Regions from separate parts of the Mus musculus genome. Here regions 1, 2, 3, 4 and 5 are each linked to region 6. Evidence: chromatin loops called from intact Hi-C (ENCODE). Cell type or tissue: left cerebral cortex. All regions are shown on one strand. Region 1 overlaps Aknad1 (AKNA domain containing 1). Region 2 holds the start of Prpf38b (PRP38 pre-mRNA processing factor 38 (yeast) domain containing B). Region 3 overlaps Stxbp3 (syntaxin binding protein 3). Region 4 holds the start of Stxbp3 (syntaxin binding protein 3). Region 5 overlaps Gm36778 (a long non-coding RNA gene). Region 6 holds the start of Gpsm2 (G-protein signalling modulator 2 (AGS3-like, C. elegans)).

The links. Hi-C counts contacts between places; a loop is a spot of excess contacts. Peaks named below come from ENCODE experiments on the same cell type or tissue, not always from the same donor. Only the 100,000 strongest peaks of a DNase experiment are listed, where the experiment ranks them.
Region 1: it touches region 6 in a loop (2.8-fold over the local background); 16 of 42 quality-filtered maps call a loop at or near these places.
Region 2: it touches region 6 in a loop (2.2-fold over the local background); 2 of 42 quality-filtered maps call a loop at or near these places.
Region 3: it touches region 6 in a loop (2.5-fold over the local background); 2 of 42 quality-filtered maps call a loop at or near these places.
Region 4: it touches region 6 in a loop (3.0-fold over the local background); 3 of 42 quality-filtered maps call a loop at or near these places.
Region 5: it touches region 6 in a loop (2.7-fold over the local background); 2 of 42 quality-filtered maps call a loop at or near these places.

What each region holds. Positions count from the first base shown.
Region 1 is chr3:108,768,928-108,772,927 of GRCm38, reverse strand. Aknad1 (AKNA domain containing 1) reads right to left here. Exons shown (of 12, transcript NM_177859.3): 7 at 921-1,018. Among named protein-coding and RNA genes, the nearest start is that of Aknad1, 31 kb to the right of the region's middle. In left cerebral cortex, a CTCF peak has its summit at 1,635 (motif pointing right); DNase peaks (open chromatin) are centred at 614, 1,655 and 2,092; H3K27ac peaks cover 850 bases.
Region 2 is chr3:108,908,743-108,912,742 of GRCm38, reverse strand. It overlaps Prpf38b (PRP38 pre-mRNA processing factor 38 (yeast) domain containing B), which reads left to right and starts at 1,014. Exons shown (of 6, transcript NM_025845.3): 1 at 1,014-1,579. The coding sequence starts at 1,301. In left cerebral cortex, a CTCF peak has its summit at 1,544; DNase peaks (open chromatin) are centred at 954, 1,534 and 2,296; H3K4me3 peaks cover 3,259 bases; H3K27ac peaks cover 2,066 bases.
Region 3 is chr3:108,827,379-108,831,378 of GRCm38, reverse strand. Stxbp3 (syntaxin binding protein 3) reads left to right here. Exons shown (of 19, transcript NM_011504.1): 2 at 3,757-3,806. Among named protein-coding and RNA genes, the nearest start is that of Stxbp3, 11 kb to the left of the region's middle. In left cerebral cortex, no CTCF peak of the experiment used is centred here; a DNase peak (open chromatin) is centred at 2,323.
Region 4 is chr3:108,838,386-108,842,385 of GRCm38, reverse strand. Stxbp3 (syntaxin binding protein 3) reads left to right here and starts at 1,884. Exons shown (of 19, transcript NM_011504.1): 1 at 1,884-1,966. The coding sequence starts at 1,918. In left cerebral cortex, a CTCF peak has its summit at 1,688 (motif pointing right); DNase peaks (open chromatin) are centred at 1,752, 2,149 and 2,360; H3K4me3 peaks cover 1,331 bases; H3K27ac peaks cover 820 bases.
Region 5 is chr3:109,061,335-109,065,334 of GRCm38, reverse strand. Gm36778 (a long non-coding RNA gene) reads right to left here. Exons shown (of 4, transcript XR_375965.2): 3 at 1,148-1,297; 4 at 1-450. Among named protein-coding and RNA genes, the nearest start is that of Gm36778, 7.6 kb to the right of the region's middle. In left cerebral cortex, a CTCF peak has its summit at 2,122 (motif pointing right); a DNase peak (open chromatin) is centred at 2,134.
Region 6 is chr3:108,719,523-108,723,522 of GRCm38, reverse strand. Gpsm2 (G-protein signalling modulator 2 (AGS3-like, C. elegans)) reads left to right here and starts at 1,224. Exons shown (of 15, transcript NM_029522.2): 1 at 1,224-1,482. In left cerebral cortex, a CTCF peak has its summit at 1,705; DNase peaks (open chromatin) are centred at 1,181, 1,686 and 2,280; H3K4me3 peaks cover 2,142 bases; H3K27ac peaks cover 1,378 bases.

The sequences.
Region 1 (4,000 bases), 49 kb before region 6:
GTTCATCTTAACACAGTCTTATATTTTCAGAAAAAAAAGTTCCAAAAATGAAACCCAAAGCTAATGAGAAGTGTCGTTATTTTATGCTTTGGTAACTATCACACACACACACACATACACACACACACACACACACAAGTATACACTCAGGTGTTCATGGAGGGCCAGAACAGGGCTTTCGATTTCGGTTGAGCCTCCCAAACTTGAGTTCTGGGAACTGAACCCTGGTCCTCTGCAAGGCCAATAAGCATTCCTCACTGCTGAGACATCTTTCCAGTCCTCCAAAGCTCTTATTTGAAAGTATACCATCCCCAGAGAGGTCAATTCAGAACCAAGTGGGATCTAACAAGATGCTGAGTGCCCGCAAGGCTCTGGACACAGGGAGCATGCGCATAAGCATGCTGTGTCATCTCTGGCTTGCACCTCCAGCTCAGCTATGAGGAACCGATGCTGGCAAGTGCAGGAGCTGCCTAAGCAGGCAGGCCTCTGGGTCACCTCTCTATCACCCGCAGCGGTTTGGCCAGGGTACGCTCCTCAGCTTTAAACTGTCTACAGAGAGAGGTTCTCATGAGTCTCACGTACTCACGCCCTCTTTGCCTGCTCCCACCCACAGCTCCCTCTGCCTCTGTGCGATGCATGGGGATGAGTCAGCTGCGCCTTCCACAAGCCTGGTAACTTACCCGGTGCAGTTATGAGTCCGGCTCAGAGCGCAAGTTGCCGGGCATAACTAGAAGCATGTACTGGTACTTTACTCTGCTTAACCACTCCTTAAACAACCCATTACTAGTTCTTCATGTTTTGAGAAAGGGAAACAAACATCATCCTAGTCAAATGTCATGCTATCGCAATGGCAGATGGCAAGCCGGGACTCACAGTGAGGGATCACTAACAACTATGTACACCCAACCCCTCCAACTTACCGAGAGCCGAGTCTTGGGGCAGTGTTTTTTCATGGATGCTACTGGAAAACTTCCCACAGTTAGTTCTTCTGTGGCCCCTTTTCTCCATTTTCTGTTTCCTTAAAAAAGAAAAAAAATAATGTCTCAAAAATTTAGCACTAGTGTGGGAAAAATGAAGACTTAAATTTCCCTGGTATTCTCCAGGCTGGTGAGGTAGTTCAGTGGATAAGGTTGCTTGCCACCAAGCCTGATGGCTTAGGTTTGATCCTCAGAGCCTACATCATGTAGGTAGACAACTGACATCTACAAGTTGACCTCTACCCTCCACATATAGGGCTTGGTACATGCACACACACACAAAAATAACAAGAATTATAATTATAATTGTTATAATTCTGTACTACAAATTCTTTTTTTCTTCATAATACCATATCACAATTTTGTGTGTGTGTGTGTGTGTGTGTGTGTGTGTGTGTGTGTTGTGGATTTTTGGTTGGTTGGTTGCTTTTATTATTTTCAGGCAAGATCTCACACTAATCCAAGCTGGTCTGTAACAGCAATTCTCCTGCCTCCAACCTTCGGTACTGGGACTTCAGGTCAAGCCATCTCAGAACAATTCTTGTTTAGGGAAGAAGGCACACTATACATTAGCACTGGTACACATCGCTCTAAGTACATGCTAAACAGAGTCCAGCAAAGTGGATTTTGTGGCTGGGAGCCTGGAGTTCACTTAATAGCATATAGCCACCAGGGGGCATCAGAAAGACACAACTACTATCAGGAGACTTCTCTGGCCTGTGTAGTTTCAGCCTCCGCACAGATTCTAACTCCTCCAAAAGAATTTTAATTAATTACAGCTCTTAACAACTCTCTTGCTCAGCCCCGGGATACACTAACAGTCCCTGGAGGAGAGTGCATGTTCTTGTGTGAAAGGCATGGAGTCTAGGACATCCTGAGACAGATGGGACAGGTTTGCCCATGGCTGGTTGAAGAACTTGGCAGCATTGCTGAGCAAACATATTTCCCTCCCTCCAGCTGTGCCTGAGACTGATGGTCATGGAGAGAGGACCCCATTTGGGGTTGGAAGCCAGGCTCTTTCCAGCCCTTTCCAGCCCTTCCCTACTCTTGGAAAAACATGTCCTCCTCCTGAGTCATATATTTCCTCACACCTCATTCTGTCTCCACCCTCTGCCTCCGAGGCCTGTGAACATCTGCTCTCTGAGTGGAAAGCTTGGATATGGTTCAAGTGAGTTCAGGCCAACGCATCGATTACATTTCTCTGCCACTCTTAGACTTCTCTCCTCACTCAGATCTGGCCAAACAGAAGAGCCAAGAGCAATTCTACAGGAGGCGGCCATTTTCCAGGGAGACAAAACCGGTAACGTTTACTCTCCAATCCCAAGGCCTGCATCAGAGACAGAGCTCGGGATGTGCATTGATATATCCCATCAGAGTGTTTGCATTTAGGCAAGGCACATCATAAAGACTACAACCTGCTGACGACAGTAAATGGGGACTTAGATGAAGACTGCACAGCGAATAATGCCTCGGGACTATTACGGAGGTTATGATTCCAGTTCCCAAGTCATATTGTACCCAGTAACTTCCCACAGCGAAGTCACGAAGTCTCGGGTGTGATTTTACTTTCCTCCCTCCCCCCTCCCCTGCCCCCCTTTTAAACACTCACTCTGGAACACTAGCCCCAGCAGAGGCTGATATATTTTTGTTTTTGGACTTAAACTAGGAATTTGGAAAAGAAACAATTGATATTTTACACTTAATCAATTTTTTTTTTTAATTTTTGAGTCAGAGTCTCATCCTGGAACTATGTAGACCAAGCTGGCCTCTAACTCATAGAGATCTCCCTGCCTCTCCTAGGATTAAAGGTGTGTCACCACGCCCAGCAATCAAAGTCTTTTATAAATGTCAAAATATTTCATTAGGCCTAATAAAAATCTTTTTTTAAAGATTCTCAAATCTGGATTGCTAGTTAATTCAATCCACTAAAAAAAAAAAAAAAAAAAAAAAAAAAAAAAAAAAACAATCCCAAGCCTGGGCTGCCCAGGTGAGTAAACTCAGTGGTACCCTGTGTTTAAGGGATCGATCAGAGCTGCAGTGGGACCAAAGGCTGGAAGCTCTCGCTAGTCCATGCCAGGCAATTCATAGGGCTTTGGAGCCCAACCCCACGCTCTCTCTTTCTCTAGGGACAGAAACTTAATAAAGCACTCATGACAGGTCACTCCCATGGGACAGGTCACTCCCACGGAGGCTGGCTCTCTTAACAGGAAGCTACAGTCCTCCAGACCTCACCATCTACTCCTATCAGAGGATGTACTTAAACAGTGGTTGCAAACAGTTCCTCCCTCCCTGACTCTTGACCTTTCCAGGTAAAGCAGCTGAGGTAAAGCACTAGGAAGTGGTGCCTCTCCTAACTGATAGGAGCTACAAACAAATGTCCCGCAACCACCTCGGAAGCCAGCTGTTGTTTCAAGGGGTGTTTCAAAGCGGTACTGACTTCTCTTTAGGGTTTTATAGCTTACAGCTTGTTAATGCCAGAGGATTTTTGATTTTTTCCTTATGAATTCAAAGATCTGTCTAGAGAAGAGGAATGGAGCTTGCTTTCGATGAGACCCAGTAGGAAAGACTCTGTGTGTGTGTGTGTGTGTGTGTGTGTGTGTGTGTGTGTGTGTGTGTGTGTGATGAAGGAGTATGTCAATGCACACACTGACCGACAGAGGCGACTGCTGTTTACCTTATTGCCTTGAGACAGGGTTCCCTGATGAACTGGAAGGCTGACCGGCCTCCTTCTGGGGTAGGGCTATAGCTCTGTGGCAGAACCCTTGCATAGCATGGATTTGTTTGATCCTTGCAACAAAAGAAAATCCCTACAACACCCCAAATCTGTTCATCCTGGGGTGAAGGGTGGAGGACTTGGAAAGTGAGCTCAGTGTGGGCTCTGCTTCCTGTCTGGAAGAGCTGCCTGGCAGTTGTCTCTGGTCCTGATGTGGCCAGGTCATCCAGGTCTGACCTCATCCTGAGCTGTGTGTGCTTTGTGGCCCAGGAGAATCTTAACAGTGCCGGAGGAAAGCAGGCCTTTACAA
Region 2 (4,000 bases), 190 kb before region 6:
GCTTATTAGATGGTAAATAGTAGATGATGGTCAAAGGCTCCAGCAGCCTCTTAACTCTCAAACACTATTAATCTTAAATTATTAGTACCTTTGAGAACAGATACCCTGATTACTTTCCCACCTTTTCTCCATCTCCATTCCTCACTCCCTTTTCTAAGGCCTAGCCCAGTGCAGCGGTACCATAGAACTAGCATCTCACTACATGTGGTAGCTCAGGACCCAAAATCCCAGTATCTCGAAGGCTGTGGCGTAAAGATTGTCTTGTGTTTGAGGCCAGCCTGAGCTACATGCTAGCCTCAGCTATAGTGTGAGACCCTAATTGAAAATTAAAAAAAAAAAAAAAAAAAAAAAAAAGGTGAGTCAATGGAAGCACTCCACGTAGGGTAGCAGATTTTATGTTTTTTGTTATTTTGAGATTGGATGTCTATGGAACTTGGCTTCAGAATCACAGACCCGTCTGCCCCTTCCTCCCCAGCACTGGAAATAAAGCGGGCGCCACCACACCCAGTTGAGAGTACTTTCTTTAAAGCTCACAACCCAGTTAAAATATTATCCTAATCTTAGGAGAAAAAAAATTTGGGGCCGTCTACGACTTCCGGTAGGACACTATTACCTCTGCGAAAGCCTCAAGGACTCTATCGGAGTCAATTCCCTGACTCTAGTCCTTTCTGGAGAATCTAACAAAATTAACTCATGAGACTTCGACCGCTCCGCAGGAGCAGTCACGCATCCGTCCAGAACACAAGTGTCACGAGACCCTCTTCCTGCCTCGAGAAAAATCAAGCAACGGATGCAAACTCTAAAACATAGCAACTGTGTCCAGACCCCCTTCCCCCTGGGCCAAAGTCCCAGGAGGAAGCCACCAGCCCGGCACACAGACCACCGGAGCCGAGCCAACACGCAACGACCTCGCGCAACCAGGAAGAGGAATAGCCTGCACACACGGGCGGCTCTGATTGGCCACGGCCTTAGCTCGAACGCCCGGGCGTATGGCGTCACTTCCGCTGGCCCCGCCATCTTGTTCCCAGGGGCAGTTGGCGGAAGAGATCGAGCTCCTCTGCTGCCCGTTCTGCTTTGCGTCCGGAGTTCTCCCCGCCTCGTTTTTGGCGTCCGTCTCGGGCCCGGGCTCCCGTGTGTCGGCGTCCCAGTTGCAGTTTCCCGCTCGGCTGGGGCACAACGCGGCGGGCTCCTTGCCCCGACGGCCTTCCATGGAGTAGGTCCGGGACCGTTGTCCCGAAGAGCGCGATCGAGCTTGGCCTCCCTCCTCCCGCCCGCCCTCCTTCCTTCCTGCCGCGGCACCATGGCCAACAACAGCCCCGCGCTGACCGGCAACTCGCAACCGCAGCACCAGGCGGCCGCGGCCGTGACCCAGCAGCAGCAGCAATGTGGCGGCGGCGGCGGCGCCACCAAGCCGGCGGTGTCGGGCAAGCAGGGCAATGTGCTGCCGCTGTGGGGCAACGAGAAGACCATGAACCTCAACCCCATGATCCTCACCAACATCCTGTCGTCGCCTTACTTCAAAGTGCAGCTCTACGAGCTCAAGACCTACCACGAGGTGGTGGACGAGATCTACTTTAAGGTACGCATCCTCTAGGCCGCGTGTCGGGGGTAAGTTCGCCAGAGCGGGGTGTCGGATACCGTGGATGCACCCCCTTTCCCTCCCTCCTGAGACCCGCGGATTTGGGGGAGGGGGAAAGTTGGCGGAGGGAGAAGTGAAGCTTGGGGCTGGTTTGGGACGGGTCGGGCTAGGGCCGCCCTCTTTTTTTCCTTTTCAGGTTTTGTTTTTTTTGTTTTGTTTTAATAGCCGGGCGAGCCCGCCACAATCGATCTTTAACCTACCCCAACCTCCTGCCTATCCCTAGGGAGCTGTTGGGCAAGAACTCTAGGGGAGAGGAGAAAAGTAATACCAGAAGCCTGTCCAAGTTCACCATTTTTTAAAAAAATGACTCCTTTTTACCTGTGTCGACTAAGCACTAACTCGGTGCTTCTGCCGCTGCCCCCCGGGCCAGCGGAATTACTGAAGTAATTACTTCAATGTCGGCCTCGTGCTCTTCGTTAAGCTCTCCAATCCCGACAGAAATTGGCCAGTGAGTGTGTCGGGTGGGCCGGGAGGGTTGAGGGTGGCGTGGAGTGCCAGGGCAAAAGAGGTGTACAGAAGGCCTGGAAATTTTTCCCAGCAGGAAGTCAGGAGTCGAAGGTGTCAGCCACCTGTGCGTTGGGCATAATTAGAATGCTCTGGGCCCTGGGCTTCTTTCTGCGGCAGGGTCGGTGCTGGCTTGGCTGTGCTGGGGAGCTCACCTGGCGCCTCCTCACTGCACTCTTGTCTCAGTTCTTGTTTCGTTAGCAGGATTGACTCAGTCTTGCAGCGAGGCTCGGAGCAGCCCAGGGTCGCAGGTAGAGGTATGCACTATTAATCATGCTCAATCGCCAATAAATGCATTTCCCTGGTTAAATGAATGGCTAATTAGGTTTATTTTTACCGGTTTGGTGTTGGGCCATTGATTTTGGTCTCACTAACTAGAGTCTCCACTTCCCTACAAATTAGGTAGTTTAAAAAATAACCTTCCAGGCCTCCGAGGTTAATTTATATTTTAATGAGTATTAATAGTCTTCATGTCTTCAAGCATTTTCGCTAGAGCATGTAAAGTAAAACACATCCAATTTTTCTTGTCTTGACATACACGTGGAGATGTTAACGAAAAGAGATTCTGTATATTTTACCTACTTTTCTCCCAGCCACTTGTTCAGGTTAATGAGAGATTTTTGAGGTACTAATTGCTTTTTATAGACAAACCTTTTAACTTTGTATATATAAAATATACACGTACTCTTGGTGTTCTTTTACAAAAGCTATTAAGTAGGTGTAACTAATACTATGAAGTAGTTTTTTTAAACTAGCTTTTAAAAGGTAAGGCCTTTTCAGTGTGGATGCAGCATGGTGAGTGATGATTGTGGATGCAGTTAACTTTGAAAATTTGGGTCCCTGTACCTTTGTGACAGGTTGTTTTAAAATAGAGACTAATATTTCAACTTAATTTCAAATGTATTCTGAAAAACTTATTATATTAGAAAGTATGTTTAAATTCATTTTTAAAACTAAAATGGGGGGGTGGGAGATGCCCCATGGACTAAGCATTTTTTGCCTTTGCGGAGAACCTAAGTTCAGGTTCCACCATCCACATCAGGCAGCTAAAAACCACCAGACCCTCGGGGCTCCACAGACCCACACATACATGTAATTAAAAGTGAAATGTGACTGAAAACTTGCTAGGAAGTTTCTTTGGATCAAATAGTCTTTGAAATGTATAGGCTTCCAGTTTAACATGGTATGCCCTCTTTTGGGTACCCTTTAAGGAATAGAAGCCGGTTGTGGTTCAGTGGCAAGTCGGTTCAGCACGTATCCAACGTAGATGAGACCCTAGGTTCAGTCTCCATCCAGCACTGGGGGCTGGGTGGGATGTGACTTAGTCTGTTTGTTGGGAACAGGAAAAAACTCCATAAGGTGAGCAAAACAGTATTGTTTTCAATTGAAATGGTTGGTTGGTTGGTTGTTTTGCTTGTCTAAAGCCACTAAAAAAAAAAAGTATAAAGTATTGCCGTGTGTGGGCAGAAATAAAGAGCAGGGTTTATTTAAGAAACAAAAACAGGTCTAATATTTTTCACTTATCTCTAGTATCAAGCTTTTTGCTATTTGGGGGTAAAAGCTGTTTTCATAGGGTGTTCCCTTTAATAAAAATGATACTGTTATTCAATTTGGTAAATATTAATGACTTCACACTTAACCTTTTAACAGTTTATACTCTGGGTTTGCAGTTTGGCTAAAAATTAAGTTTAAGAATGATCTTTGTAGCTTTATCATTTTAATCTTTAAAATATTTAACTAGGAATTAATTGATCAAAATGAGAAATTAAAAAGTCCCAAAGTGGGTTTGATTTATAGTCCAAGCCAGCCTGATCTAAATGAGATCCAGGCTGGCCAGGGCTACAGAGTAAGACCCCC
Region 3 (4,000 bases), 110 kb before region 6:
AGTTGCTGAAGAAGAGGTTAAGGGATTTTCATTGTATTAGTGCATAAAGGGCCTTTACACTCTGCCATAGCTGATGAGGTCCCCACCACTCTCAGCATAGACCTGCAGTCCTGTCACTGTTGTTGAGTGCTCCTGGTCTCCCCGCCCACAACCGGTTATTTAGTAGTTATTTTTAAGATGTTAACATGGTTAGCATGCAGGCTGTACTGTCTACACAGAAAAACTGCGATATGAACTGGGTGAGGTAACTTACCATTTTGTAGTTAATTGTATTAAAAATATAGAAGTAAACAAAATTAACTAATATATTTTATTTAACCTGACATTTAAAATATTTAATGTGATATGAGAATTTATAAAGCAAAGGGAAGAGAATTCATAGGATATTTTATATTTCCCCCTTTTTAAAACTCCATAGTCTTTCTGTTTCTCATTTTGTTATGCTCGGGATCAAATGGGGCCGCACACATGCTAAGCTACATGTGCGCTCTGCCTCGGAGTCACAGCACAGCCTTCTCTCGTGTTATTGTCTTTCTCATGGAACTTTGTACATTTCAAGTGATTTGGTTTTTTTAAGCCAAGTTTCACTCTGGCCCGGGCAGGCCTGGAATGCAAAGTGTCTGCCCAGCCTCCCAAGGGCTAGAATCTCACAGTGTGACCGCCGCACCTGCCTTCTACAGCTCTATTTCAAGGGCTCCGAGGTCACGTGTGCCTAGTTCCTGTCATCCAGGCAGTGCAGGCGTAAGGTATCAAAGTCTAATGCTGTGACTTGTGCTCCTGCAGCATTCGTTCCTTATGCAGTGTCTTCAGTTTTCAGCTGTGGCACATACAGTGAGGCTGGCTTGCAGGAAAGTCGCCTGTCAGGGTCTGAGCTCGGCCTTACAATAGCGGACATGCTCATCCGTCAGATCTCAGAAACCTTTGCTTCCTGGACTAATTACAGTAAAATACTTTAGGGTTTAAAAAAAAAAAAAACTTGTTATTTCCCCTATAACATAACTACCTAGTAAGCAATATATAACTGTCTTTACTGACTTCCCTCTTTCTTTTTCTGGAGGTGACTGGGTGTGTATGCACCTGTAGGCATGTAGAGCCAGAGGTTGGCATCAGGTGTCTTCCTCCCTAGTTCTCCACCTTAGGTTTTTTTTTTTTTTTTAATTTGTTTGGTTGGTTGGTTTGTTTTGTTTTTCGAGACAGGGTAGTCCTGGAACTCACTCTGTAGACCAGGCTGGCCTCGAACTCCGCCTGCTTCTGCCTCCCAAGTGCTGGGATTAAAGGCGTGTGCCACCACTGCCTGGCCTTCCACCTTAGTTTTTGAGACAGGTTTTCTCACTGGCCCTGCAGCCCATCTAGGCTGGCGGGTGGGGGAGCTCTGGGATCCTCCAGACTCTTCCTTCCCCCACAGCTGAAGTAGACTCAGAATTAGAATCAGTTTCCTGTGCTTGTTCAACACACACTCTACTGTTTTGTTTTGCTTTGTTTAGGTTTGGATTGAGATAGGATTTCTTGTAGCCCAGGCTAGCCAACTCTGATGATAATTTTGAACTCCTGATCTTTCTGCCTTGTCATCCAGTTACTGGTCATTCAGGTACCACTCCACCGCACTCAACTTTTTTTTTTTTTAAAGATTTGTTTATTTTATGTATATGAGTACAGATGGTTGTGACCCGTCATGTGGTTGCTGGGAATTGAATTCAGAACCCCTGCTCGCTCCGGTGGGTCCCGCTTGCTCCTGCCCAAAGATTGATTGATTGATTGATTGATTGATTGATTTTTATATCTAAGTACACTGTAGTCTCATTACGGATAGTTGTGAGCCACCATGTGATTGCCGGGATTTGAACTCAGGACCTTCGGAAGAGCAGTCAGTGCTCTTAATCACTGAGCCATCTCTCCAGCCCCCACACACTCAAGTTTTAACTGTTATTTCTTAACACTTCATAATCTTCCTGAACTCAGGAAGTTCTAACATTCCATTTGTTGAGTGTGTGTGTTAGAGCAGGAGCACATAGGCCACAATGTGCCTGTGGAGGTCAGAGGACAACTTCAGGGAGTCGGTTTTCTCATTCCATCAGGGGACTTGGGGATCGAGCTCAGTTTGTCAGGCTTGGTGGACAAACACTCTAGCCACTCAGCCCATCCCTCTAGTCCCAGAGCACAGCTTCTGTGATGGGTGTTAACTACTTTCCCCAGAACACTTCGAACAGCAAAGATGTTGATTTTTTTTTTTTCCTTCTTACTAGCCAGTTCTCCAGCCCTGCAATTCAGTAGAATTCTGACTGCTGTGCCAGCCTTGGCAGGCTTAAGGATTCAGAGCCGAAACTCAGTTCAGATGCTGGTAGCACCACACTCCCTGCCTGCCCTTGCAGCGCAGTAATTCGTACCTTACAAGCTCTAGAAACTACTTCCTGTTTTCAGGGTTCTTGTTGTTGGGTGTTTTTTTTTCTTTTTGTTGTTTTTCTAAAGTACACAAATAAACAGCCAGGTGACAGATATAGGCTGAGGTCTAGAAGGGTTTTCGACATTGGCACTTCCCTGCCTGTGGGGCTGGGTATATCACCATTGCCACTCATGGGTGTATTCAATGACGCAGAAACTGGATGGGTTATGGGCGTTTCATTATGTAGACTTTCCTGATGAAATCTTTGGCCACTGGTAATTGAACACAATCTCTAGTCCCTGATGCCTCCTTAGAAGTCATAGTTTGGTTCTGGTGACTAACTGCTTGCTGAAGCTAGTCACGGGTCATGTCACCAGCATACCATAGATCTGTCACATAAGAAATTTCAAGGATTTTAGATTTTTTCCAGGAACTAGAAACCCAGACCAGATTTTTTTTTAAGATGTATTTTTACTTTTAATCATGTATATGCTTGTGTGGGTATGTATACAAAGCCATAGTTGTCTGTGGAGGCAGGAGGAGGGCTCAAGATGCAGGCAAATGAATATGAGCCACCCTACTTACTCACAACCACTGAGCCATCTCTCCAGCCTCCCCCCCCAGATATTTTTCATTATGTTACAATAACACCTATTGATAAGATCGTTACAATTGTATCTTTTTTAACAGGTGTCAAAATGTGATGGTAATCGCCCAAAAGCATTTGCTGAAAACATATACATTTAAAAATAGAAATGTGTAAACAGATTAGAGTTGGGCACGGTGGTGCATGCTATTATTTGGAAGGTAGAGGAGGGAGGGGGATTGCTTCAAGGTCATCTGTAAAGGATGTCAGATGCCTTGAAATTGAAGTTTACAGGTGATTCGGAGATGCCTGGTATGGATGCTCACAACTGAACCCAGGTCCTTTGCAAGAACATCGAATGTTCTTAACCACCAAGCCATCTCCCCAGCCCCAGCCTACATGTATTCTTTAACAAGAAAGTAAATGAAGATGAAACCTGTATGCAGATTAGATTGTAAGATGTAATTTAGCCATGAGCCAGTTAAGGACCTTCCTGAGAATTGTTTGTTTCTTAAGATTTAAGAAAGAAGGAAAAGCTAAATTGAATAATAGTTCAGAAATAGTTTCTGACGTAGTCATACACTTATGTCTGAGAATCCATTACAGTTTATATGTATAGGTTAGATAATATAGCTGCATTTTTACCTACAGCTTAATATATAGTATTTATATCGTTTAACACATTCCAAGTTGCAGTTTTTCTCTCATTTTGACCCTTTTGCATAGACTTACATTTTCAATTGTTGCTTTAGATTACTAAACCCTTTTTTCTTTTTCTTTTTCTTAACAGAGATAAAAACAGCCGTGTTCGATGACTGCCGGAAAGAAGGCGAATGGAAGGTAGAAGCTGTGTGATTGCTCCTCTGTGGAGGGAGGGCTTCAGTGCATTGTGCTTCCATAGGACAGAGGCCTGGAGCTTCTCCTCAGACCGAGCTTTGCCACGAGCCGTGGCACCTTAAGCAAGGCGCATAGCAGTCCCTTGCTTCCTTGTCTAGAGGATGGGACTGCAGCACATCGTAGCTGCAGATGCTAAG
Region 4 (4,000 bases), 120 kb before region 6:
CATGATTGTCCTATGGCTAACGGTTTTGCCGTCTTATTTTCAAGCTTTGCAAACAGAATCTAAACGCATCTTGAAGGGGGAAATAAAGGCAATCCTATTATAGGGAACACCCTGATACTGTCTTGTTATGAAAACGATTGCTTTTATCCACCATGGATGGAGGATTCTAGAGATGACCTATTCTAACTGACCAATCCCAAAGTAATAATACAGACTTTAGCATAATCAAATATTCTCTAAAGGGGTCTAATAGTGGAAATCACAGGTGTGCTAAAATAAGAAGCAGAAAGGAAGACTCATCAATCACCTCGATTGAACTTAGCATACCCAAAGGAACCCTGTGTGTAACTAATAGTTTGGGGTATAACCTCTGGCTCCATCTACCACCAGATAGATAGTCAACAAGGAAACTCTGTGTCAGAAAAGATCCCTCTTACCTGTTACTTAAATGTAATCTTGGTTGTCAGCAATTTACCGAAATGTGCTGTTTTAGTATCTCTGATTCTTCTCATACTATTGACAAGTATTGATGGAGAAATAAATAAACAAAATCTTTCAAACAAATGTTGACCGACAACATGGCTAAGATGGCTCTCCCCTTCTTTGGCCTGCTAATGTTTCTACTGGCTACCATAATTGGGCCCTGCATCCACCAAACAAGGCTAGAATCATTGCCACTTGACAACATTATTAAAGACAGTCCCCTATCAAGGATTTGAGAAGGACACAAAGGTCAAGGGGAGAATGAGAAACCTGCCTGACTCCATTTTTAAGGTAGGAGACATTTTGTTGTATTGTTAAACACAAAGTTTCGTTTATTGTAAGAGTTGAGTTTCTGTTTTTAAGTTTCTGTTTCTTGGAACCTGCCCTGCACCACCCTGTGACCATGACTTGTTTTTGAGAACACTTTGACCCTCCCTTATCACTAAGTACTTGGTTTTTGTCCTTTTGAAATTTTCCTATACTTCCCAACTGCCCTGTTGTCTTGCTTCTGTAACACTGTTTTGCAACTACTTGTTATTTTGCTCCTTAAAAGGGACTCTCAGCACTTCTCTCTCTAACCCCTAATTGGCCAGGTCTCTGGTGCTCCTGGATATAATAAAGCTTGCTTCAATTTTAGCTCTAAAATTATGGTAGTGGTCTTACTCCTGCCTTGTGGAATTAACAATTCTAGGAATCGTGCTCTATAACTTAAAATGTAAAATTCTTCATAGGAATAAGAGGGTCTCTCATTTCTTAGACTTTTCTGAAACTCTATCACAGTTCTGGGAACACTGGTGGTTACCTTACAGCTTAAATAATCAATGATCTTCAAAAATTATTAAAATGAAGTTGAGAGGGATAGACTTCCCATATGGCGGTTGAACAGGCTTCTGAACAGTATAGTTTGAATTGCTTTGCTGAATGAAACATTATTTTGTAAAGCATAAAGTCTCCGTATTGGGGATGGCAGGATGTGTCTTGACAACTTAGGTTCCATCCCAAGACCCACACTGTGGAAGATGAGGTCTTCTGACCTTCACCTGCGAGCCTTGGTATGCACACATGCATACATACACACAGATAAATGTAAAATAAAAAAGACCCGGTATGTATAAATTCATAATTGTATAAATTGTGTTAGTTCACATATTTGCTTTCTGATGCCAAATTGGACACTGAGATATGGGTTATAGTAGGCTTCCGCTAGGGGGCGCCAGACAGTGCACAGAAGTCTGACCACACTACGCAGCCGCAGTCCAGGCACAGGCGGGACACGCCCTAGTTGATGCGCGTGACGTCACCTGAGGGCGCGGCCCGCGGAGGGGGCGGAGCCTCCCCACCGCGAGGGGAAGGGCCCGCCCCCGAGCGCAGCTTTCAGGGCCAAAGTAGGTTGCGAGTGGGAGGCGGTGGCTGTAGCTCCACGGCTGGGGGAAGATGGCGCCGCCGGTATCGGAGCGGGGACTGAAGAGCGTCGTGTGGCGGAGTGAGTGCGGAGGGGTCAGGGATGAGGCCGGGAAGGGTCGGCTGTACGGGGGTCTTCTTTCCCGCTGCAGCTCTGCAGCCTCTCTGGGAGCTGCATGGGCACTTGTTGCTTTGGGACCAAGTCCCTGGCTTGACTCCTTCCGGCTTGCCCAGAGTCGGGTTTCGTGCCAGCACCAGGGATGGGCGGGGTGGCCAGACGCGGCCTTCTCCGCGGCTTTGGCCAACTCTCACCCCGGTGAGGTTCTTCCGCAAAGCCCCACCCTTGGGCGACCTGACTCGGGCCGACTTTCCCTCCCAAGTCCCTGTGCTGTCCCGGGACAGCTCTTCCCATTGCACCCCCCTCGCCACACCAGGCACGGACGTCTCTCCATCCGACACAGTCTGAGCTCTGTGTTACTACTCTGTCCCGCCCTCGTCCCCGTGTTTTCAGAAGCCGCTTGGTGTCCCATATTCATGTTAGCACCGAGGGTTTTTACTACCATCCTTTTCAGTGTCTTGTCCTTTAAAAAGTGCAGGCGTAGCTTTTCAAGAGCGCCTTCTGCCACTGTTCCAAGAGAATATGACTTGCTTTAAAAAAAAAAAAAAAGAGTTCTTGAGAAAGCAACAGCGGACTGTTAAAGTTTTATCTAGTATCCGGTCCCTGCATAGTCTGCTCCTTGTGTTACAATTGGTCTTCTTGTTGGTTCGACCAACTTTAATGACTTTTATTAAAATGACACCAAACCTAGGTCTGCCAGGTTAGAAGAGCAATGAAAGCAGCAAACCGGAAGGACCTTCCTTGTTTGGCATCTCTGGGTTCTAAGTAATTATAGTCTAGTAGTAGAAAAGGAATAACGTCTTATTAGTGTTTCTTACTCCGACTTGGGGAACAAGGAACAGAATAGGAATTAGCCAACAGAATTCTGCCTTCAAGAATTCCTTGTATAAAATTAAAATCCAAAACAGTACAGGCATGGTGTTTACCATATAGAAGGTACTAAATAGATAAGTAGACTTTGTGAAATACAAAATTATCCTTTCATATTTATTATTTTCAAATTTATCCTTTCTGGGGGCCTGCAAGGTGGCTGAGTGGGTAAAGGTGCTTGCTGTCAAGCCCAAGGACACGAATTGCATCCCCAGGGACCCACGTGATGTAAGGAAAGCACTGACTTAGGCAGATTGTCTATATTGACTCTCATACGAAAGTGGGTGACAAATTGTGCTGAAGAAATTACTTCTGAGTTATAATGGCACCTTATATCAGGGCTTATGAGAAAAAGATACCGTTATGCTAGTAACGCCAGTATCAATAGCATGAAGATAACAGGCTTTCCCTGTTCTTGTTAACTTAGGGTAACACCAGGCTCACCACATGGAGAGTAGAATATAGATAGGCAGGCTGGATGAAAGGAAAAAGATGTAAGGCTGTAAAATAGTCTTAGGACCGCCTGTAACTCGAAACACACAACCAAAAGACAAGAATAGCCCAAAACATATACACATTAAGGGGCTGAAGAAATGGCTTAGCTGAAAAAATAAGAATAGGTCACCTTTCCACAGACTGACGCATGGCGTAACAGTGCACATACAAAGGAATACATGTCTTTTTTTTTTTTTTCAGTAAACGTAAGTACAATGCTGATATATTTTATGCTACTGCATCTTGGAAACACGCTAAAGAAAAAGCCAGTCACAAAGGGCATAGTATGACACCATTCATGAGAAAAACATCCAGGACAAGCAAATCTAGAGAAACAGGAACTCCTTCCTGTGTCCCAGCCTGGAGAGATGGGATTAAAGGGATGGGGTTTCTCTTTTGGTTTTTGTTACTGTTGTTTTGCTTTGGTTTTTGGGTTTTTTGAGACACCTTCTTGCTGTGTATCCTGGGTTGTCTTTAAGCTATGTAGTCTGGGCTGGCCTTGAACTCATAGAGCACCTGCCTCTGCCTCCTGAGTCCTGGAATGTGCCACCACACAGAGCTTTGTTACGTGTTTGAAACAGGGTCTTGTGTACCTTAGGTGGCCTCACACTCAACTTTGTAGCCAAGGATGAC
Region 5 (4,000 bases), 340 kb before region 6:
ATAAGTCTCACAATTTAACAGAGAAGTAGAGAAACATGACAAATATCCTAACATCTGACTTAGATTTCATATACGTACACAATGTTCACATTTCCTCCTAATCCCCTTGACTTCTTTCCAGATCAATTCCCTCTCTTTCTTTCATTATTATTATTATTACGCATATAGAATGAGTTATGTATAAACACCACCAGATGAGTCCATTTAGTGCTGCTTATATGGACACAATTTTTAGAGCTAAGCACTTAGTATTGGATAACCAATCGGGGGCGCATCCTTGGGGAAGGCTGGTTCTTTCCTGTCGGCAGTCATTAATTGCCTCCAGATCTTCCTCTAGGAGTTGAGTCTTGTGCGATCTCCATCAGCCATCGTTGCATGTCAGCTGACCATGCCATCGCTCAAGTCTCAGTTAAACTGCGGTGTTGTTGAGAGTTTGTGGGCACAGCTTCCCTGTTACACATGGAAGACACAGCTTTACAGCAGATGAGCTACACATACATTTAAACGTATACAGTTTTGGGATAAGCATAAATATGTTGCCCTACATTATGTTCAAACCTCCCTAGTGTTGTTTATCCCTCCTCCCTCCCTTCCACACAGTATTGCCCTTCCTCATCTTAATCAGTGCCTCACCCACCCCTTCACTCCATGACCCTGCTCCCATTTCTTTACCCATTTGACAAAACCATACCCTTGGTTCTCCATATTTATTGAGAATTCATTGTCATTGTCTATAGACACTCTTCCAGTATAACCAAAGAGCAGGTGCAAGGCCCAGTAAGAGCTTGTGAATATGGTAGAAGATAGAAATGATTCCAGTGGCTTCTATTCTTTCAGAGAAGAATAAAGTACAGAAAAGAACATCAGAAGGATGGAAATCAAGGACCAGAAGTTTGAAGACAGAAGAATCCAGAGGCAGTTATTATGCAGAGTGAGAAGGCTATGGTACAAAAGAAACCAGGTAAAATTCCAGCCACTGGGAGCACTAATTTGTGGTAGTGGACTGATAGGTCATCGGTTTTCAGAACACTAAGTAGCTCAGATTTGAGCATGTGCCCATCAGTATATAGAGGTCATGGACCACTATACCAGGAGCTTCTGTCAGAAATGCGAGTGCCGGCTCCACGTTGCTGTGAGATGCACTCACCCTAGTCTACTCCATGGAGGTTCTGCGCCTACTTGTTCTACTTGGATCACGTGATGGAACCGTACATCAGTTGTTTGTCCGATCAGCCACGTGACCAGTATGTAGTCCAGCCTGTACAGGTGATGTATTTGGATTGTCGTCGTCATTCGCCTACAGACTCAAAACATAATCATTTTAAAGCACCTTGGGAGTGTGTAGAGTGTAACTATCATAGCTTTATGATCCTGATGATGCTTTTTTTTAAAATATAAAAGATGGATCTTCTGTGTTACAATCACAAAATTAAAACCAGTACTTAAAAGTGGAGAAGTATTAAAATAATATGGACAAATAGAAACAAAAGGGACAGTACATCAGGAGGACACAGGACCATGGTGACAACGGAAGGGTCACTTCAGCCCTAGACCTGAACAAATGGCCGTGTGACAGATAGGCTCAGACTTTAAACCCCTGGTATTTTCTGTCTCCCATGGATGAACCCAAATATAACCAAGAAAAATCTCCATTATTAATACACACCCCTCCAGAATGACAGAAAAGCACAAAAGTTAGATTACAGTCAATGTGACTGTTAATTACAAATGTGAAATTGCTCAAATAACTATAGTGTTTTTAATGGAATTAGTATGTCATAAATATGTTTCATTGACTTTTATGAATGCATAAACAGCTTTTGATGGAAAATGAGAACAATAAGTTGAGAAATTGCCTCAGAATTTAATTAATCTGGCTTTTAAAAAAAAGCACTATATAAGCAGAATGCTGTTGATAGGTATAAGAAGAATAAACAAGGGCCCCTAACATTATGGAGACAACAGAGATGCTATTTTGTGTATGCTTCGTTGAAGTATTATTTATTTTGTTTGTGAACAGATTCTATAGATTTAGCAAATGAACAATCTTGTTTTTTAATTTTATTGCACTGTGGAAACAATTTAGGGCCGAGTAGACTAGGTGTAATTTTGTATCTTGGACACCAGAGGGCACCAAAGCAACAGAACGACAACTTAAGGATTCCTCTGTGGGCCACCACAGACGTTTTTCTATAACTATAATTCATTCAATGACTTTCCCCTCAGAATCAATGGCATAGCTTAGCTATAACTATAGAAAGTATGTAAAGCTGTTCTGATTAAGATGCACCCACGATTTGCCAACGTAAATTTTAAAGTAATTTTTATTATTGTTTTATTAATTTTTTAATATTTTCTCTCTATGTTGTAATATCATGAAAATTGATCCAACCAAGAAAATGCATTGATCAGTTTTCTCACAAATGTGATAGTTTATTCGTTTTACTGCCATCTTTCCAAGTTAATGATCAAGTTAAAGCCAGAGTTAGGAACATCAAGCCAACTACAGTGGCTGAAAGACTAAAATCCCCAGGTTTTTTCTCTGTGAGCAGTGGATCTCCACAACGTGGAAAGTGATAAGCCTTACTTGTATAGGTTCCTTTGGCTGTCTTTCATACAGAGAATACCCACATGGTCTTAAGGTTTCATCTGTAGCAAAGTGCTGTGTGTTAACCGATTGTACTGAGGGAGAAAAAAGAAGCTTTCCTTCTGTCGTTTAAACTTGTTGTGCAAGCCCCGCTCTCGTTCACCGTCACTTGGGAAGTGTGTCTACTGCGGTCATTTGTGGTGTACCCAGTTGACCCTGAGTTTATGGATATTCAGAGAAAGAGTTGGGGTTTTTTGTTTTGTTTTGTTTTTTTGTTATTGTTTGGTTTTTTGGTTTGGGTTTGGGTTTTTGGGGTTTTTTGGTTTGGTTTGGGGGTGGGGGGTTGTTTAAGTTTGAGCTAAGGCAGTTTTCTCAGGCTGCTACAGTAAATTACCAGAAACAGGTGATTTAAGACAACAGAAATGTACTCTGAGTTCGGGAGGCCAGAAGATCAAAATCTAAGCAGTGGGGGTGTGGGGGAGAGGGACTTGTAAGGGTGGGACTTGGGGCGGAGCTGTGATTGGGATATAAAGAGAATTTTTTTAAATGTCATTGAAAAAAAAATCAAGGCAATCAGAATCTCTGAGGGAGAATGTCACCCCAGACTTTCTGGTTTCCCACAGTTGAGGTAAATTCTGGCTGCCCTTGGGTTATAGCTGCCTTACTCTGAGCTTTGCCTCCGGTGCCCTGTGTGTCGCTCTCCTCTGAAGACCTCTGAATACTTTCATCGCTGGATTTAGCGCTCATACAAATACACTGCCACCTCATCCTAATTACTCCTTCGAAGCCCTATTTTCAGATAAGATTAAATCCTAGGGTTTCAGGTAGACATGAATATTGAGGAAACTCATTATTTAGTCCAGCACAAGAAGTAAGACTCTTTTTATCCCTCTGAAGAAATAATGAAAGAGAAAACTAATGCTGGCCTCGATGGAAGTAGTGTGGACAGCCGAGTGTTTTATTTTCAGAATAGATGCAACATATACTCAAATAAATGGATTTTTAATTTTTATTTACTTATTTATTTATTGAGACAAGGTCTTCACTGTGCAGCTCTAGCTAATGTGAAACTCACTGTTTAGACCAGGCTGGCCCTAAATTCATAGAGTTCTTCCTGTGTCTGCCCCAAGTGATGGAATAAAAGCCATTTGCCACCACACTCAATCAGACTCAATTTTATTTTAAATTCTTATGTTTATATTATTTATTGCCTGTTCTGCAGAGGTTTTCAAGTATCTTATAAAATAACTAATATATAACTGTATACAATATAAAATGAATGCTATTCATTGTCTACAATTAGTGTGTACTTTTTATTAGCTCTGGAGGATCAATGATGATTCAGCTAGAAAGGAAGATACAACAAAATCCTTACAATATGCAGAGTTCCATAAAAATTCACCTTCACCTTAT
Region 6 (4,000 bases):
AAAATACTTTTTATTGTGGTTTACTGTACCAATTCCCACAAAGAATTTATGAGTATGGAAGAATTATAATATCTACCTCTGAAATAGTACAACCAGCTAATTCAGCTTTTTATAAGAACTTGGTATTAAGGGTGCTCGCTGATAATAATAAGAGAACCACTTATTGAACAGCTTCGATGTGTCAGCAGCTGTGTTAACCATTTCATAAACTTTACCTCCTGAAGCATCATGACAGACCTTATTAGAGGAGGTCTCATTATCTGTGTTTTACAGCTGAGGAAGCTAAGGCTACAGAGGACAGACGCCTAACTGGTTCAAAATCAGTCAGTAGGAAGAGGCCCGAGCTGAAATTCAAACCCAGGTCTGGCTGGTGCTAACACTATCTCTATACAGTTTTCCATGACACACATATAGTGGTCACGGCCATCACCACAGAGATGCTGAAACTAGAATTTCTTTAACAGGTGCCCAATCCTGTAAAACATTAAAATTTCATCCCAGTGGAGAAATAGGCAGTGGCTATAGATAATGTAATGTAACCAACGTCATCAGCTTCACAGCAGAGACTCTAGTTTAAACATTTGATGAACAAGCTAAGATCTATTTTTTGGTGAACTTGATATGAAGGCATGAATAGAATGGGAATGCAAGCCGCCGGAGCGGATTAAATTCGCCATCTCTGCTTTTCCTGGGAACCAGCGATCCTGCAGTCAGAAGAAGTTTGCTTTCCCAACATCTGGAAACGCCAGAACTGTGTGTGACACTGCCTCAAGAACTGAGGCTCCTTGTTCAGACTTTCACACGGGACCCTCTGTTCCTTTCACACAGGCCTCTTTCTTTCTCACATCTGCCTCTTGGAAGACTTTCCCAGGGCGGGACTGAGCCTGCAGGGAAAGAGGCAGTGGACTGGGGCTCCTGGGTTCAAAGTCTGAACTAGACCCAGCTTGAACTCTGATGTTTATTGTCCCACTTTTCGCCATCTGAAGGAGAAATTCGAGGACAATAAGCTTCTAGTTGGCGGAGGATCTATCCGCAGCAGAGGAGAATCAAGCGCTACAGTCCGAGAGGCAAACCCCACACACAGATCTTTAGAAGGAGGGAGCCCTGGCTCGTCTAGCCCCGCCCTCCACCCGCCTAGCCCCGCCCCACCGGTGCCATTGGCCGGTCCAAAAAACGCGGGGCGTTGTCAGTTTGAATGGGCGAGCCTGGAGCTAGGCGCAGGCGCAGAGGAGTACAGGCGCTGAGGGAGCCTTGCTGGCGGTGAGACCCTCTGAGAGGCCAGGGGGAGGCCGAAGCTCTGGCCCACGTGACCTGCCGGGGGCGGGCGCCCGGGGCGCTCGCCAGCCTCCCGCGGTGCCCCTGCTTGGCTCGGCGTCGCCGCCGGGACCCGACTTGGGGAAGCGCCGCGGTTCCTAGTCTACGGCCAGAGGCGCTCATCCCTGCAGCGGTTCCTTGTTCTCAGGAGCCGCGGGCCGGAGGGAGGTGAGCGGAGCCTGAGGGGGTGACCCAGTGGGGTGTGTGGGGGCGTGGGGCGGGGGTCTCTGGACCACCGAGGCTCGACGGGCTCGGGTGACGCTGGGACCCGGGAGCTCCGTGGGGGGCTTCGCACCCGCACCATTTAGGCTGTTGTCCCCTAAGTGAGGGGAGACTGGGGATCGGGCTTCTGCAGACCTTGAAAATACTTGCTGGGATGCAGCGACTTCACGCGTTTTCCGAGCGTAACAGACGGTGGATACAAAGCCGAATCCCAGTGGATTCGAATCCCAGGCACGTCGCCGGCCCCGGGTCTCCACACCAGACACCTTTGTCAAGTCACATTTAAACTCCTGAACTTTTCGGATCCCAGACTTACTGGCAAGCGAAACTGATAGATCGTTGTAACCAGCTTTATAGCAAGCGTAACATGTTTGAGATCTTAGCCGGAAAGCTGTAAACTTAGTATCTTCAGATGAAAAGTGGAAAACGTAATTTCCTTGTATTTTAATGGTAAACAATTAGGTGGCTTTAACAAGTATCATTTGAACTCTGTTGAAACGAGTAATGATGGCAATGTTTATTTGCCTTAATGCATTATTTAAACGCCGGGTAGACTTAGAATAGGTAAGTTCTTGACTCTCCTCTCGGTGCTTTGTGTTGATTGGACTGCTGTGTGGTTTGTGTTGTAAGTTTTTGTCACCAGCGAAGCAGAATTTTCAGACTGCCTCTTTGGAAGGCTAAACTGAAGATTTTCCGGCTTGTTAGTAACCATCGTGATTGCTTCTGGTAAAGAGCACTTTTGCCTGGGGTTTCGACGTGCTAAGAGCAGAGATTCGTTCCGCCTAAGTTCAAAAGCGAAGGTTCCTGTCCTTTGACTTGAGGGCAGTGGGGGAGTTCAGGGATGCCCGGCCGGTTCTAGGCATTCATAGGCCCCTCTTGCAAACTATTTCTAACTTACAATTCGAGGATTGGACTGGTTATGAATTCAGAGACTGTGGAGTATTGTGGAAGCGTGTCCCACGGAAAAATAGTTTAGCTGAATTTTCAGTAGGTCAGACATACACTATTACAAGTATGTTTTGATGTAAACCTGAGATTTAATAGTAGGCTAGTTACAAAGGTAATGCACTATATATAGTGTGGCTCCCCACACCTCACCTCCTCTGTACTTGGGTTTGAACTCTAAACCATGTGAACACTAAGCAAGAGTTCTATCACTGAGGTAATTCCAGATTATTCATTTATTAATTAATTAATTCATTCATTCATTTATTTGAGACCTATTGTTGCTAAATGTTTAGGGCTGGCCTGGAACTTGGAATCCTCCTGTCTCAGCCCAGTAGCTGGGATTACAGCTACTGGGCTGTAATATGTGCACAAATTCCACCTGGTATGAAATGGCTGGCTGACTTTCTTCTTCCTTCCTTCCCTCCATTCATTCAGTGTAGTTTTGAGACAGGGTCTCAGATAGCTGAATTTGGCCTTGCACTCTTTGATTCTCTTTCTCCATCCTCCCAGTGCTGTGATTACAGGTGTGCACCATACATGCTTAGGGTCAAATCCAGGGCAGGTGTATGCCGAGCAAAACCAAACCACATCCTCAGCCTTCACCTTTCTTACCCATAAAGTACTCCAAGACTTACCTAAAAACAAACAAACAAACATACATACCCCCACCCTCACCCCACACACCTGTGGGCATTTGTTTTTAAAACTGTGTAATTAATAGGCTACTGGTGGGATTGAGACTACTCCCTAATCTCAAAGCACCAGCTACTGCACTTAAATGGCCATGTGTTTCTGAATCCCACTTGTGGCACATAATTCTACTTAAAACCACAATACAGTCGGTGGTTTGTTATGAAGTGTGGAGGGATCTATCTACCCTTGTAACGATGGTCTCGCTTTGTGTGTGTGTTCTAAAGCAAATAACACTTCCCATAGCTTTTAACCTTTCCAAAGACACAGAGCAAAGTTTACTTGAATCTGCAAGAATATAAATATAGTCTTCTCCACTGTTAGAAATGTGTTATAAACTCTGTTTTTGCACGGTTACAGAATTCCCTTTTATCCTGATGGTTGAACCCCAGTTCTTGCCCTCACCTGCTTCCTGCTCTGCTGAGCTACACCCCAGCCTCATTCTCAGACCTAGATGGTTGGACATCTGTGGTGCACAGAATATTTACTGATGTCCTGAGTGGGCAGAGAGGCTCCTTAGTCAGTTTTGAGTTTTTGCAGTACTTTTCACCTTGTCTCCTCATCTGGCCCTGTGTGATGCTGCCTGTTTCTTGTCCTAACATGTAATTTTGCTATTTCTTTGTTGGAAAAAAAGAATAATAATAACCCTACAAGTTTCCCATTGGAAAACACACACACACACACACACACACACACACAGAGCCTAATAGGTGCTTCAGCCAGACAGTGCAAGCCTCACAGTTTGGTCATGTTCTCTTCCACTTCTGACCAATGTGCTTCCCAGGAGTGTCTACACACCCCACCTCTTTGCTTCAGTTGCTTCCCT